Linked DNA regions of Homo sapiens: all the other regions are linked to region 1. A link is a contact called in ENCODE Hi-C or POLR2A ChIA-PET data. All regions are on one chromosome and are shown on one strand. The core of a region is the stretch at or near the end of the contact, and the rest is flanking DNA. Distances in the headings are between cores, read along the strand shown.

Region 1 (3,642 bases), core at 324-2,823:
GGTATTTGTACCTAGAATGTATGGTCTTTCTAAAACATCAGCTTTTCTCAGAGCTTTATAGTCGGTACGTTTAAGTTCCTATGGCTTCCCTTTCAGACTTTCGCTAAAGCCAAAGCCCTCATTGGCAGTTACCCCTCCATTCTCATCAAGACCTGCAAGTCCTTTCTCATTTCCCTGAAGCTCTTTGGGTAACCTGATGCCCAACATTAGGTCAGGCCAAGTTTCCACGAAAGCCCTTGTCACTTACCAGCTTTGACTACACTCATAGGTGGGGTGGGGTGTGGATTAACATGCAGTGTTTCAGTGCCTATGTGCCAGGCACTATGGACAGGGTAGGCAACAAGGAAATCGCTCTGTCCTCACGAAGACTGCATGAGGATCAATCTATTTTCGGAATAAGATCCCAAACTAGCCATTGGTGGCCTTTTGAGATGTGATTTAAAGGAATAAAACCACTAACATCCTATTTCGCTACTCCCTAAGGTCTATCCATGTTAACTGGAACGGAATCGTACTCAATATTTAACTTTGAAGACACGCGCCAAGTTTAGATACTATGCTATAATTACAACTGATCTTTAAGAACTCATTTAACGCTCTCAAAACTAATTAGGTAATCACTGGTAATCCACCTTGGTCGGAAGAGGCCTGCCTTGTGGCCAGTCGCAACTTGCTTGCTAGGCAGAGGGACAATCGGGAGGGGCTCAAGAGCGCCTCCCCCGCCAGCGCCGTCACTGCAGTGGAAGGCGGTCCTTGGGCACCAGCAAAGGCAAGGCCCATTTTCACATTTCCGCTTGGGGGTGGGGGACACGGAGGGACGTTTGGGGCACATGTATAAATATTCCTACTTTATCCAAATGGAAGATATTTCAAGTGGCAACCCGTCACATCCCAGCAAGTCTCCTTTTATAACATGGCCTCCCGGGATCTACAGGACCGAGCATGGACGGGCTCACACCGCGCCTCGATCCTTGAGAAAAACCCTCAAGCAAACAGCTTCCCAGCTCAGGATGTAAAGCACCCATGCCTGCCAGGGGACAGCTTCCCAGGAAGGCGGTCGCAAGCCCCCGCGAGCGTGCTTCTGGCTCCGGTCTGCGGCGCCCAGGCCAAGCTAGGGCGGAGCCCAACGACTCTCAAGGCGCGGACCTGAGCGCGGCCGCCGAGCACGTGCGTCGGACAGGACAGGGCGCGGCCACATGAGGCGGGCGGGCGGACGCGGGCCCCCTCCCCCAACGGCCTCGCAGCCGCCCCGCCTGCCTTTGTCCGCCGCCGTCCCGGCCTCCTCCCCGCGACTCGCGGACCTCCCAAAATGGCCCCTCGTCAGGAAATGGCGCCGCAGCCCGCCCGCGCTCGCCCCTCAAGCAGGGTCGCCCCGCGCCCGGGCCTTTGGGGCGCTACCACCCACCCCGACCCCGGCCCACTTTCTGGGCCCCATTCCCGCACGCCGCCGCCCGCCCGACCTCAAAGGAGACGCGGCCCAAGGGCTCGCCGTCGACGGCAATGTCGAAGAACACGGTGGGGTTGACCATGGCTAATAGTACACGGTTTTCCTCGGCGGTGGCGTCTGCAAAACGGCACGAGCCTGGCCTCCCGCCCCTTTTATACCACGTTCGGCCCCGCCCGCAACCCGGTCTCGCGCCTCCGTCCCGGCCAATCGGGTCTGCGACTTCGCCAGAGTGACAGTGCATCTGGCCTATAGACGGAAGCCGGCGCTGATGGGGACGACACATGAGGCGCGCGTGCGCGCTAACGCGCGGAGGCAGGTTCCCGCCTGCGGGCTCCGTCGCGGTGGCTGCGGCATGGGACTCGGGGCGGGGCGGCAGTACGGGACGCGGGGCACGGGGGAGGGTCAGTGCGGAACGGGGGTGGGCAGCATGGCGCGCGCACGCGGGAGACGGAAGCGCGGCGGCTCTTCGGCCGTTGTCAAGCGATGAGGCGCGTCTCCCCATTGCACAGAGGGGGCAACTGAGGCGAACGCAGGCCTCAAGGTCGCGCCGCCAGTCAAGGTCGACTGGGGTCCCGCGCCCGGACCCTACGCCTCCGCGAGCGGAAATGGGGATGGCGCGTCCCCGAGACCTAGGAGCAGCCTTGCGTCCGCATTCCGCGCGGGCAAACACCACGTCGCGTCCTACCAGGCAATGTCAGGAAGGAGGTTGCCTTTGAGCATCGCTGTTTTCTCTAACGAGGTGGGACAGGAGCAGTCTCCGGTTTTGAGAGATTATGAAATGCTTTCAAAATGCTCTACTTTCCGAAAATATCTTACACTCTGCTTGAATCTTCTTCAGGAGGAAGCCATTAAAACAGGAGCCTGGCCAGGCTCTTACCTGTGAAGATGCATTATGCACATTTTGCCCTCTTACTCTTTTTGAATCTCTGCTCCTGGTCTTTCCCTGCCCCCGCCCCGCCCAGCTCCTACCGCCCCCGCCTCGGGGCTGAATTGTGCTTTGATTTTTGGGTGAAAGATAAGTCACAATTTAAAAGCGAATTTCTTCAGGCAAAGACATTAATAATACTTTAATTAAAATGCACTTGTAGGCCAGGCGCGGTGGCTCATACCTGGCGCTTTAGGAGGCGCGGAGGCCAAGGCCGGGGAGGATCGCTTCATCTTAGGAGTTCGACACCGGCCACCAGCCTGGGCATCTTAGAGAGACGCCGTCTCTACAAAAAAATAAATAAAAATAAAAATTAGCTGGGCGTCGAGGCGCTCGCTACTCAGGAGGCTGGGCGGGGAGGATTGCTTGAGCCCGGAGGTCGAGGCTGTAGTGGGCGGTGATCGCATCACTGCATTCCAGCCGGGACGACAGAGTGTGACCCTCTCTCAAAAAATAGGCCGGGTGCGGTGGATCACGCCTGTAATTCCAGCACTTTGGGAGGCCGAGGCGGGAGGATCACCTGAGGTCAGGAGTTCAAGACCAGCCTGGACAACATGGTGAAACCCCATCTCTACGAAAAATACAAAATTAGCTGGGCATGGTGGTGCGCACCTGTAGTCCCAGCTACCCCCTCGGGAGGCTGAGGCAGGAGAATCGCTGGAACCCAGGAGGTGGAGGTTGCAGCGAGCAGAGATGGCGCCACTGCACTCCAGCCTGAGAGACAGAGACTCCGTCTCAAATAAATAAACAAAAATATAAAATAAAATGCACTTATGTGACTGGTGTTTTGTTAAGAAAACCTTACAAGGGAATTCATATATCCTGGGCTGTCACTTAAGTTGCAATATTAAGGATATTATTTAATGTTTCTTTTTGTTTTTTTGAGACAAGGTCTCACTCTCACCTAGGCTGGAAGTGCAGTGGTGTGTTATCGGCTCACTGCAACCTCCCCTTCCCGTGCTCGAGCAAGCGTCCCACCTTAGCCTCCCAAGTAGCTGGGACTACAGGCATGCACCCACACCCAGCTCATTTTGTGTGTGTGTGTTTTGTAAAGATGGGGTTTCGCCACATCGCCCAGGCTGGTCTCAAACTCCTGGACTCAAGCGATCCACCCGCCTCAGCCTCCCAAAAGTGCTGGGATTATAGGCGTGAGCTGCTGCACCTGGACGTTGTTTAATGTTTCTAAAACTCAGTTTCTTCATCTGCACAACCAGGATAGGGTTGTGGTGAGACAAAAATGATAATTCATCTGATAGATGAAGTACAGTTT
Region 2 (3,642 bases), core at 807-3,306, 750 kb after region 1:
TTCCGCAGTGTGCAGGAATCTGCCACATAGTATCTGCTGAGTAACTACCTTAATGGCTGTGACGATGAGGGTGGAGGTCAGTGGGTTATGCTGCTGAGTGACACAACCTGTAGTGCTGCAGGAGCCTGGAGGTAGGGAGGGAGCATAGCATGGCTGTCTGGGCAGATGAGTCCAGTGAGATGGGTGGGTTCTGACTTCATGAGGGGAAAGAGGAGGCTCCACAACCCTCATGAGGGACAGAGAGTAGATGGGGTGGGTAAGCACCGGGCCAGGAGTGGTAGCAGACAGCTCTCGTAAGCAGCCCAAGGAAAGGCTAGGAACATAGGAGGTCTGAAGAGGGAAGCCCAAACTGCCAGGTGGGCTGGGAGGCATCATCCCAAACCAGTGATGGTTCCTGAGAAGACTGATGATGAAGAGAGACCTGGAAGGGAGATAGATGAGGAGTGCCAGGAAGCTCCTAGGTAAGTCTGCCAGGGTAAACAGAGTGATCAAGAGCATGTTAAGAAGCAAAATCTTTAATTTGGCAGGGCTGAAGAGGGGCAAAGATTCTTCTGGGTTCTAAAGCCAAGTGGTATGATGTGGACATGAAAATGGGGCACTCATTGCAGAGATACTTTTGACTGGGTTTGAAGTAACAGGAGAGGTCTAAGAGAAACACGAACAGGAATAGGAGAGAGGCAAAACAGAGGGCTGACATCTAGAAACTCTCCTGAGAAAAATAACACTGACTGACGTGGGTAAATCTGAGGGATTATAAAGCAGGCAGAAAACCCCACCAAGGAAATGACGAGATATCCTTCTTTAGATGCCTCCAAAACAGAAGATGTGCTGTTTGGCATAAGTGCCATCCAGGGCACTCAGACCTGACAGGAGAGTCTACAGAGACCCCATAGAACCAAGCAACTGGTGTTCTAAAGCTCTTCCCCTAATGGCCCAGGGCTGAGGAAAAAGCAAAGCCATAACATCCTCAGGGTCACAATAGTACACTGCATAAAAGCCGCTCTGTGCTGGGCACTACGGAGAGCAGAGGAGATGAGAAAGCACTTACACAAGTGGAGATGGCCCCCACACAAGGGGAAGACAGTTGGGAGGGCCTCAGTGCTGACCACAGTGTGGCCCCACCACGACTCAGACTCCAAGGCCCAGTTTCTATTCCCCAAAGTTGGTCACCTTAGCCCACCATACTCAGCATATTTCTCAGAACTGGGATTTCTCAAAACTGGTCAGTAAAAACAATTTAAGCAAAGAGGAAAGTGAGGATATCTTGGGTGGTAGAGGGAAAATGGGACCTTTTCCCAAATAGATAGCGAGCATCCTACTTTCGTACATCTTCCCATGGCTCAGGCACAAGAAAGAGTACACTTTTTGGAGAAACGAAAGTTCTGAAGTCCACGTTCACAGACAGCCAAGAACCCAGATCCCTGAGCTCCTCGTCTGAAGCCCCCAGGGCAGGGCTCACATTCACAGCCCGGCTGCCAGGCCGCTCTCAAATGCCCATCCCCGAACACAGCGTTTGCAAAAAAACCGGGCGTGGCTTCCGCCTTCTCAGAGAGGGCTGTGCAGGAACCCCTTCTCCAGGGAAGTCCCAGGACTGGAAAGAAGAACCTGGCGAAGCTAGCAAGCACGACCAGGCCGAGGATCCAACATGGAAGCCCGCGAAGCCCACAGTGGGTGGCGAGCGACAGGGGGAGGGGCGGGGACTCACTGGGTCCCCCCAAGCCGGGTTTAACCTGTCCACGATCGGCGGGGCAAGGGGTCACGAGGGTGAGACAGCACTCCTGCTGCGGTGTGGAGGGGCAGACAGGTAAGCCCCAGGCCACCTGCCTGGGCACCGCTCCGCGCTCGCGCTCCCGCTCCCCCCGAGTCCCCCGCTCGCCCCAGACAGACCCACCCCTGAGGCAGCCCCTGGCCCGACCCTGGCCCGTCTCGCCGCCCACCAGTCGGTCGGGGACTTCTCGGTGACCACCCGCACGTAGGCCTCTTGCAGCGCTGGCCCGTTCCGGCTCAGGTTCGCCGCCATGGCCCGCCCCGCAGTCTCCGCGCCGCTGCTGTAGCTTCCGGGCCGGGCCGGGCCGCCCCTTTGACAGCCGACAAGCCTCGCCTCCGACAACCGGAAACCCCGCCCCACGGCAGGAAGCGGAAATGGTAGGGGCCAGCCGCACCCGCGGGTCCTAGCGAGCTGTCCGGCCAGCTGGTCTAGCATGCAGGTCCCGCGAATGCCGAAGGACAAGCGGGAGAAGGGAGGACCCGGCCTTCTGTTTGTCCTCAGGGAGGGATCCTGGGGCGCAGACTAGCCCGTCTTCTGGTCCCACCCAAACGGCAGCTCGACTTGGAAGCCTGGCCGCAGGGACCCAGTCCAGCCCCCGCTAGCTGCTCTCACAGCACCGTGCTTATTCTTTTCTAAATCTTGTTATGTCGATGCGCTTATTTGAACGATCTTGGGTTCACTGCAGTCTCCCTCCAGACGAGGTCTTCAGCCTGTTTGTGGACCCTCAACAGTTTGATCTGTGAAAGAAACATGCATAAATGTATGAATACACGAATAAATGAGTGCTAAGTGACGATCACACCGCTACAAACCTAACTGAAAGTGACTGTGCTTTCTCACTCTCACCTGAGTTTTTCCCTCTGCAGTTTGGTCGAGGCCAGGATAGTGGAGGCATGAAGAGAACCTGTCTTGTGCTTCACCTGCACATCTGGCTGGTCGCCCCTAGAAGGTGTCAGTAATTCCTCAATCTGCTCCCCTCCTCCTGGGAGCACCAGTTTTTCCATCCACAAATCTGCATACACTTGACTGAACTAGCTTCTTATCTGTATGATAGAGAAACATGCCAAAGCGCAAGGCAGCTCACGGCTTATTTCCTCCCATGGAGAATAACTCCCCTGCCTCCTTAAAATATAAATCCTGCCGGGCACGGTGGCTCACGCCTGTAATCCCAGCACTTTGGGAGGCCGAGGTGGACGAATCAAGGGGTCACGAGATCGACACCATCCTGGCTAATACGATGAAACCCCGTCTCTACTAAAACAAAAAATTAGCCAGGCGTGGCGGCGTGCGCCTGTAGTCCCAGCTACTCGGGAGGCTGAGGCAGGAGAATGGCGTGAACCAGGGAGGCAGAGCTTGCACTGAGCCGACATAGCGCCACTGCACTCCAGCCTGGGCTACAGGGCGGGACTCTGTCTCAAAAAAAGTATAGTATATATATACATATATACACACACATAGTATATATATGTGTATATATATACACACACACATAGTGTATATGTATATATACTATGTGTGTATATATGTATACATATATGTATATATATGCATATGTATAGGTATACATATATGTATATATGCATAGGTATAGGTATACATATATGTATATATATGCATAGATATAGGTATACATATATGTATATATATGCATAGGTATAGGTATACATATATGTATATATATGCATAGGTATAGGTATACATATATATGTATATATATGCATAGGTATAGGTATACATATATGTATATATATGCATAGGTATAGGTATACATATATGTATATATATGCATAGGTATAGGTATACATATATGTATATATATGCATAGGTATAGGTATACATATATGTATATATGCATATGTATATATGCATATGTA
Region 3 (3,642 bases), core at 848-3,347, 670 kb after region 1:
CATAAAAATCAATAAATGTAATAGACCACATTAACAGAAAAAAAACCCACACGGTCATCTCAATTGATGTCAAAAAAGTATTTGACAAAATTCAACACTCTTTTGAAAGAAGAAAAAGCTCAACAAACTAAGAATAGGAGGAAACTACCTCAAATAATAAAATCCATAGGCCAAATCCCCAAACTCACAGCTAGCAACATATTTAATGCTAAAGACTGAAAGCTTCCCCTTTAAGATCCGGAATAAGACAAAGATGCCCACTTTCACCACTTCTACTCAACATAGTATGGGAAGTTCTAGCCAGAGTAATCAGGTAAGAAAAAAGAAATAAAAAGCATCTGAATTGGAAAGGAAAAAGTAAAATTATTTGTTTGCCCAATACATGTACAATGTTTCAGGTGAAGGCTCAGAACAGTACAACCTTACCAGCAAGAGTCCTGCTGTCTCTGTGTGAATCCCAGCTATTACTCACTAGCTACATGATCTCTCTTGCCCTCCCTGCCTCAATTTCCTCATGTGTAAAGTGGGAGAAAAATAATAGTTCATGCTTCAAAGGTTTTTTGTTTGTTTGCTTGCTTTGAGACAGCGTCTGGCTCTGTCGCTCAGGCTGAAGTGCAGTGGTGCAATCTTAGGTCACTGCAACCTCAGCCTCCTGGGCTTAAGCGATCCTCCCACCTCGGCCTCCCAAAGTGTTGGGATACAGGCGTGAACCACTGTGTCTGACCCAAAGGATTATTTGAGGAGCAGATGAATTAATGTGTCATAACCTCAAAGCAGTTGCAAAGGCGTTTAATAATTAAAATATCACATTTTAAATTAAAATATAAGGCTGGGCGTGGTGGCTCATGCCTGTAATCCCAGCACTTTGGGAGGCTGAGGTGGGAGGATCACTTGAGCCCAGGAGTTCCACACTAGCCTGGGCACCATTGGGAGACCCTGTCTCTACACACACACGCACACACACACACACACACACAAACTTAAAGTAGCCAGGCGTGGTGCTGCGCGCCTGTTGTCCCAGCTACTCGGGAGGCTGAGGCGGGAGAATCACTGGAGCCTGGGAGTTCGAGGCTGCAGTGAGCCGAGATCGCACCACTGCACTCCAGCCTGGGCCACAGAGCAAGACGCTGCCTCAAACAAACAAACAAAAACAAAAATTAAAATATTAAGTAATAATTAACGAGTGTTAATATCCACTCGTTGTGGAGACAAGACCTGGACTTAGGAAACAGGCCCAGGGAAGTAGCAGAACAGTAGCGCTAGAGGACGCCTGGGAGAATCAGCGCGCGGCGGGAAGAGCCCGGGAAGCTTAGTGGGGAAGCGTCTCTTGATGGGGTGAGGAATTCTATAAATTAGTGGAGATGGAAAAAAAAAAAAAAAAGTATTCCCAAAGTGGGAGACAGCACTCAGAAAGACGTGGTGGTAAGAACGAGTATGAGTAACGGGGACAACGAGGACACTGGAGATTGGGGAGTGTTGGGCTGGAAGCTGGTGTGCAGCTGTGGGCAAGCTAGGGAGGACCCCGAAACCGCCAATGCGTTTCCCGGACGCAGACGCTGGCAGGACGGGAGGAACCCCGAGACCCCGCGCCATCCCTTCAGGAAGAGTTACTTCTCCCCGGCCAAGTTAGTGGGCCTTGGGCCTTCTTTCTGTTGGGATCCTCCTCGCGTGTCGCCATCGCTACAAGTGGGCAGCTCTGCGGGGAAAGCTGGGACGCTGGGGGCTTCACCAAGGAGGCTGGCGGCCGACCACTGGGAGGTCTGGCGGGGTGACGACCACTGGGAGGTTTGGGCAGGGCCTGACGGGGTGACGCGGTCAGCCCACTGGAGGCCGACACCCCCCGTCAGCCCAACCCCTGCACGCGCGGCCGCCAACCAAAGACCCGCGGCGCCGGCCTGCGAGCCCCCGCCCCGCGTTGCCCAGGAAACCGAGGGTGTGGCTCCGCGTTCTCTGGGCGTCCCAGGGACTGGGCGCACAGTGGTCGGCGGGATGAGGCGCCTGGTGACGGACGGGGCGAGGAGGGCAGCGATTGGTGAGATTAGGCGATGGGCGGGGAAGCCGCGCGGGGATTAGCGAGTTGCGGCGATGGGCGGGGCAGGCGCGCGGGGATTGGCGGGATGCGGCGCGCCGCGCGGTGAGTGGGGTCCAGGGAAACGGGGTCAGCTGGGGGTGGCAGTTCCAGGCCGCGAGGCCGGGCTCCTGGGTCGGTGGGCTGGTGTCTTGGCGGACGTCCCGCAGCTGCCGCGTGGATCCGAGCCGGGGCACCCGCCGTGACTGGGACAGCCCCCAGGGCGCTCTCGGCCCCATCCCGAGTAGCGCGGCCTGGCTGCTGCCGCCATCAAGCACGTTCGAGCCAAAAGCTCCTAACGAGTCACTCGTTAGACACGTGTGCGGAGCCTGTGTCCCAGGCCAGTGCTGTCCCGTGGAGATAGATTGCAAGCCGCTAGGGAATTTTTTAACTTTCTAGTAGGTGTACGAAAAAAGTAAAACGAAACAAATCAATTGGAGTAAATCCATAAATATATTCAAACTATTATTTCAATTGTATGTGAAAAAATTATTGGGATATTCTTTGTACTATTCTTAGAAATCCATTGTGTGTCCAACCCAAACATCACAGTTGGACTCACCACATCTCCTGTACTTCGTAGCCCTAGGTGGCTAGTGGCATAAGACACAAAAATCTCAGCTCTCCTGGAGCTTATGGTCTAGTTGGAGCAGGCAGACAATACATTTAAAATATACAGTTTGTTAGAAGGTAAATGTTGTAAACAACAATAACAGTTGAAGTACTGGGGAGAGTTGCAGTTGTAAATCAGATGGGCAGGGCACAAGGTAACATTTGAGTAAAGATGTAAGAACTTGAAGGAGATGGGCAAGTGAGCTCTATAAGTATACGGGAGAGGGGCAAGCAAGAGTTCAGAGGCCCCTTGCTGTGGGGAGGGATCCAAGGTGGAGGAGTGGGAACCAGGAGGGGAGAGGACCAGTGGAGCAGATCTCATAGGCAGTTGTAAGGACTTGGGGCCTTATTCAATGAAATGAGGACACTTTGGAGAGTTTTGAACAGAGCAGTGACTGATTTATGTTTTGGTTTTGGTTTAGTTCTATTATTATTTAATAATAGGCTTATTATTTCACAGAAGTTTTATTTAATAAGGCAGACCTCTTGTCTGGAAATGAGACAGGTGCCGGAGAGCTGGATGGAGGCAGATCGGGAATTCCATTTGGGGCAAACTGAACTTGATTGAGACCCTGGTAGTTGTCCAGATGGAACAGGACACCTGAGTCTAGGGTTCGGGAAGAACTCCAGATGGGACAAACACTCCTAGCTTTCCTTTTCTCTTTTTGGATGACCGCTACAGGGTGAGACATCGGTATCCAGGCACGATAAATTTCCAAGTGGACACAATGTCTGGTGTCAACTACAGCTGTTCTCCTTCTTTTCCCAGTATCCTTTGGGTGCAGTGAGACACCAGGAGAGCTGCTGCTTTGGGGGATGGACAGGGGCAGCAGGAATGCCTTTGTGTTTTCGCAGTGAACCTCCTTGGCCTGGGCGAAGCTGTGTGGACCAAGCAAGTCAGGAGTGTGGCCATGTTTTCTGAGCAGGCTGCCCAGAGGGCCCACACTCTACTGTCCCCACCA
Region 4 (3,642 bases), core at 1-2,500, 560 kb after region 1:
TGTACATCCTGCTCGTGGGCTACCCACCCTTCTGGGACGAGGACCAGCACAAGCTGTACCAGCAGATCAAGGCTGGTGCCTATGACGTGAGTGCACCAGCCCCTCTCTGATGAGCTCCCTTCCTCCAGGTGTGGCCGGGTGAGGGCAGCGTGGGAAGAGGCTAGGAGTGGGGTGAAGCCACCTGTGGCCAGGTCCTGGGTCCTGCTCTCCCAGATTCGTGGCTGGAGATGAAGCCCCTTGGAGAATTCTTGCCCCTGCCTGAGAGGGAGCTTCAGGCCCGGCCGGGGCGCTGTTTCCTTCTGCAGTTCCCGTCCCCTGAGTGGGACACCGTCACTCCTGAAGCCAAAAACCTCATCAACCAGATGCTGACCATCAACCCTGCCAAGCGCATCACAGCCCATGAGGCCCTGAAGCACCCGTGGGTCTGCGTGAGTCGCCCTTGGTGCCCATGGTGGGGAGGGGGCTCCTGGTGGAGATGGCCTCAGACCACTCCCCTGGCAAGGACCCCAAGAGGGTCCTGTTCCTGACATCCAAGAGCTCCCTTGGGTCCCCTGGGTGCTCCTTGTGGCCTCTGGCTTGGGACATACCAGCACGTTTGTGAGGCCTGGGGCTTGGAAGGCATTAGAGGGTAGAGGTGATCCCTTCCTCCCAACTGCAGTCCTGTCTGTGAGGGGCAGAGTGGACGAGGCAAGGGAGAGACGAGTCTTGAAGTCCCAGGCGGGTGGGGACAGACAACCCTTGCCGCAATGGTGGCCGGTGGCTCTTGGCAAGTGGGGACCCCAGGGTGCCACAAGCCTTGCCACCCTGGCCTCTCCCCTGTGCCTCGGGCTCGGCTGCCATATGACCACCCATTTCCCCACAGCAACGCTCCACGGTAGCATCCATGATGCACAGACAGGAGACTGTGGAGTGTCTGAAAAAGTTCAATGCCAGGAGAAAGCTCAAGGTGAGGCCCTGGCCCCTAGTCCCAGGCACGGCCATGCTTCTCTGTGTCCCTCTGGGCTGGAGCAGGGGGGCCTTGGGGGGTCTGGGCAGACCTAGGGGTTACTGCTGCCCCCAAGACTGACTGTTAGCAAGTCCCAGACTGGATGCATCAGGTGAACTCAGGCCAGCTTGGGAATGAGTCCAGAGGGGCCCTGGGCCAGGTGTGGCTCCTCCTAGTTGTCTGTGCCACCTCCTAGCAGCCCTTGGAGGAGCTGTCCTGAAGCGCTCGCTGTGGGCTCCTCACCCGGGCTCTGCAGGCAGCACTCACCCTCTGGCAGTCACACTGTTTAGTACAAGCAAGTCCGAAGCTTCCGGCTCAGACAGGTTTGGTAAGGAGAGCAGAGCCACACACACTGGTCTTGGGTGGGCTGGGGGAGTTCTGGGAGGGAGGTGGGTCCCAGTAGGGTATCCAACCTGCCTGCTTTGGTCAGGGCTGGCTCCGGTGACCGCACACTGGCAGTCCCTCTACTTGTGGGTTCCGGGATGGGGACTTGTTGCCTGACTGCCCTCTGCTGGTCTCTGAGCAGTTCTCCCCGGAAGCCCCAGGACTGTTGCCCTGTCTGAGCCTGTCAGGAAAAGAAGGGGCTGTCAGGGAGCTGGACCCCAGAGGAGCTGCCGTGGTGACCAGCTGTTCTGGTGACCCCTGAGGCTTGAGGGGTCTTGAAGCAGCTAGAAGCTGTAGTTGGTCAACAGGTTTAGGCCCAGGGTGTGTGTAGTTCTGGAAATAGGTGATCTGTCTCAGTGCGGCTGCTGGCTTCCTGGAGCTCTTGCCTCTCTGGAAGGCTGAGGTCATGTCAGCCTCATGACAATGAGGCTGAGCATCTGGGCAGGAGGACAGGGGTCTTATCCTGGCCAGAAGCCAGCAGGGAACACTGATGGGATAGCCCCGGTTTTATCTGTGTCTCTCCCCAGGGAGCCATCCTCACCACCATGCTGGCCACACGGAATTTCTCAGGTGAGCCTTTCTTCTCCAGGGAGACAGGCGCTGCCCCCTCCCTGCTGGCCCACGCAGGAGAGCGCCTCCTTCCTCACCAGCCTCTCCACTCCTCCTCTGCGGCAGGCCTGCCCTCGGCGTCTGCCCTCAGCTCTGAGACCCACTGCCCACCTGGCCCCGCTGGGCTCCCACCTTGGGTGATACCACAGGGTCCAGCCCCCCGAGGCCATCACCTTCGTGCTGGGTCTGTGTCCCTCCACCCCCTGAACACGAGCGTCTGTGCTGCCCCACTGGGGCTCACAGCATCGTGTGTGTCTGTCCAGGCGTTTGTCGGGCATCTATGTGGCCTCCTTGTCATTTTGAGTGCTCTGAACATTGTGTTTTGTGCGGGAGGTGGGCAGAAGGGATGCGGGGTGATGCGGGAGGCTCGGGGGCCTCCTTCCAAGTTCTGGATGAGCTGCAGCCTCCTGTCCCGGCTGCTCAGGGTGGGTGGTTGGGAAGCAAGTTCTCTTGGCAGGGGGGTGGGGTCTGTTATAGACCCCTGAGGCCCAGGGCGCTGGCAGACCCATCGGGCATGATGTTAGCCCCGGAGTGGAGCCGGCAGCCCAGGTCTGGACAAGCTGTACCTGTGGCTTCTCCGTCGTCCGACACTCCGTGTGCGAGCGTCTGTGATCCGTCTCTCTCGTTGTCCGTTTGCATCTGGTGCCCCCCACCCGCCATCCTGTTACTTTTGCTGTGATGCTGTAATGCCGGGAACGCGTGCACACGGTCACACCAACACTAATAGGACTGTCCTGTCTGCTGTGTGCTCACCACACCCTTTGGGCATGAGAAGCCCCCACTGGGGTTTTCTAAGGAGAAAGGAGGCAAATGCTTTTCCGTGTCAATCAGTCCAATCTTGTTTTCACTCTCTTGAGCAAAGGATTCTGGAACCATCTGTCACCTAAACTTTAACTCTAATCTTCTTCTGCTTCCTTTGTCTCTTTTCTTCCCTTACCTCGCCCACCCCTCGTCTGTGTCCGCCCACCCCTCCCTTCCCCTCGTCTCTAACCCGGTGCTAACAGTGGGCAGACAGACCACCGCTCCGGCCACAATGTCCACCGCGGCCTCCGGCACCACCATGGGGCTGGTGGAACAAGGTAGATGTGTCTCGACCAGCGTCCCGCCCGCTCCCGCCCGTCCCTCCTGCCAGCATGCAGCCCCCTGCTGCACGCAGCCGCTGGCCGGGCTCCAGAGCCGCCCCAGAGGCCGCCAGGCCCCCGGGAGCCCCTGCTCCCGTGTGGTCACATCCCAGCAGAGCCCACCACAAGGGCAGGGAGGCAGCCCCCAAGGCTCCTCGCCTGTAAGAGGAGGGGCTGGGCTAGGTGGCCCCTGGGCTACACCAAGCCCTTCTGGTCCTGGCCCCCGAGGTCTGGGGGTCCGGAGACCCCCATTAAGAATGGCCTGGGCCCACAGGGAGCCACTGGGCCTGCTGCTGGGGGGTCTGAATCCTGAAAGGAGAGCCTTGAGGAGCAGAGCCAGAGAGGCAGAGGCCCTTGGGGCAGACACACACCCTGCCCCTCTGGGGCCGCATGGAGACGGTGGTCTGTGCTGCTGAGTCCTACACATGCATGTCTGCCCTGAGCATCCCCCCAGGACAAGCCGCTCTGGAGTGGGTGAGGGTTTTATGCACCCTGAGGAGACTTTCAAGGCTTCCTCTTGGGTTGTTTCTGCAAAGTCCTCCT

What was found. A loop is a pair of places that touch in the nucleus more often than their neighbours do. ChIA-PET counts read pairs that join two places held with the same protein, here RNA polymerase II (POLR2A). Pooled maps may share reads with other maps.
Region 2: a map of CD4-positive, alpha-beta T cell shows a loop between it and region 1 (3-fold over the local background). The contact joins the promoter of DBNL here to the promoter of PPIA in region 1. A Hi-C loop is called at or near these places in 1 of 168 maps with a recorded cell type or tissue (CD4-positive, alpha-beta T cell), 1 of 37 single-sample maps with no recorded cell type and 8 of 50 pooled maps. POLR2A ChIA-PET finds 5 or more read pairs at or near these places in 1 of 52 experiments (activated CD8-positive, alpha-beta T cell).
Region 3: a loop to region 1 is called in a map of naive thymus-derived CD4-positive, alpha-beta T cell, with 24 times the contacts of the local background. The contact joins the promoter of POLD2 here to the promoter of PPIA in region 1. A Hi-C loop is called at or near these places in 2 of 168 maps with a recorded cell type or tissue (both naive thymus-derived CD4-positive, alpha-beta T cell), 1 of 37 single-sample maps with no recorded cell type and 11 of 50 pooled maps. POLR2A ChIA-PET finds 5 or more read pairs at or near these places in 2 of 52 experiments (OCI-LY7 and PC-9).
Region 4: a pooled map shows a loop between it and region 1 (3-fold over the local background). The contact joins the enhancer-like site here to the promoter of PPIA in region 1. A Hi-C loop is called at or near these places in 1 of 168 maps with a recorded cell type or tissue (ascending aorta) and 10 of 50 pooled maps. POLR2A ChIA-PET finds 5 or more read pairs at or near these places in 1 of 52 experiments (Caco-2).

The regions. Positions count from the first base shown.
Region 1 is chr7:44,794,612-44,798,253 of GRCh38, reverse strand. It overlaps PPIA (peptidylprolyl isomerase A), which reads right to left and starts at 1,573. Exons shown (of 5, transcript NM_021130.5): 1 at 1,461-1,573. The coding sequence starts at 1,529. It overlaps LOC105375259 (a long non-coding RNA gene), which reads left to right and starts at 1,724. Exons shown (of 2, transcript XR_007060300.1): 1 at 1,724-2,186; 2 at 2,830-3,138. RefSeq lists silencers at 1,103-1,452, 1,473-1,742, 1,833-2,032.
Region 2 is chr7:44,043,116-44,046,757 of GRCh38, reverse strand. DBNL (drebrin like) reads right to left here and starts at 2,056. Exons shown (of 13, transcript NM_001014436.3): 1 at 1,938-2,056. The coding sequence starts at 2,020. It overlaps LINC00957 (long intergenic non-protein coding RNA 957), which reads right to left. Exons shown (of 3, transcript NR_072982.1): 3 at 2,462-2,505. RefSeq lists an enhancer at 1,358-1,858 and a silencer at 1,797-2,016.
Region 3 is chr7:44,122,003-44,125,644 of GRCh38, reverse strand. It overlaps POLD2 (DNA polymerase delta 2, accessory subunit), which reads left to right and starts at 2,097. Exons shown (of 11, transcript NM_006230.4): 1 at 2,097-2,134; 2 at 3,536-3,642. The coding sequence starts at 3,592. RefSeq lists enhancers at 1,432-1,491, 1,011-1,915 and a silencer at 1,702-2,411.
Region 4 is chr7:44,239,004-44,242,645 of GRCh38, reverse strand. It overlaps CAMK2B (calcium/calmodulin dependent protein kinase II beta), which reads left to right. Exons shown (of 24, transcript NM_001220.5): 9 at 1-86; 10 at 306-428; 11 at 863-946; 12 at 1,897-1,939; 13 at 2,983-3,057. Among named protein-coding and RNA genes, the nearest start is that of YKT6, 40 kb to the right of the region's middle. RefSeq lists enhancers at 1,220-1,319, 1,340-1,409, 1,570-1,769. Within about 2 kb of position 1,250, at least 2 of the 41 ENCODE cell types and tissues checked have a DNase peak (open chromatin) inside an H3K27ac peak, as active enhancers do.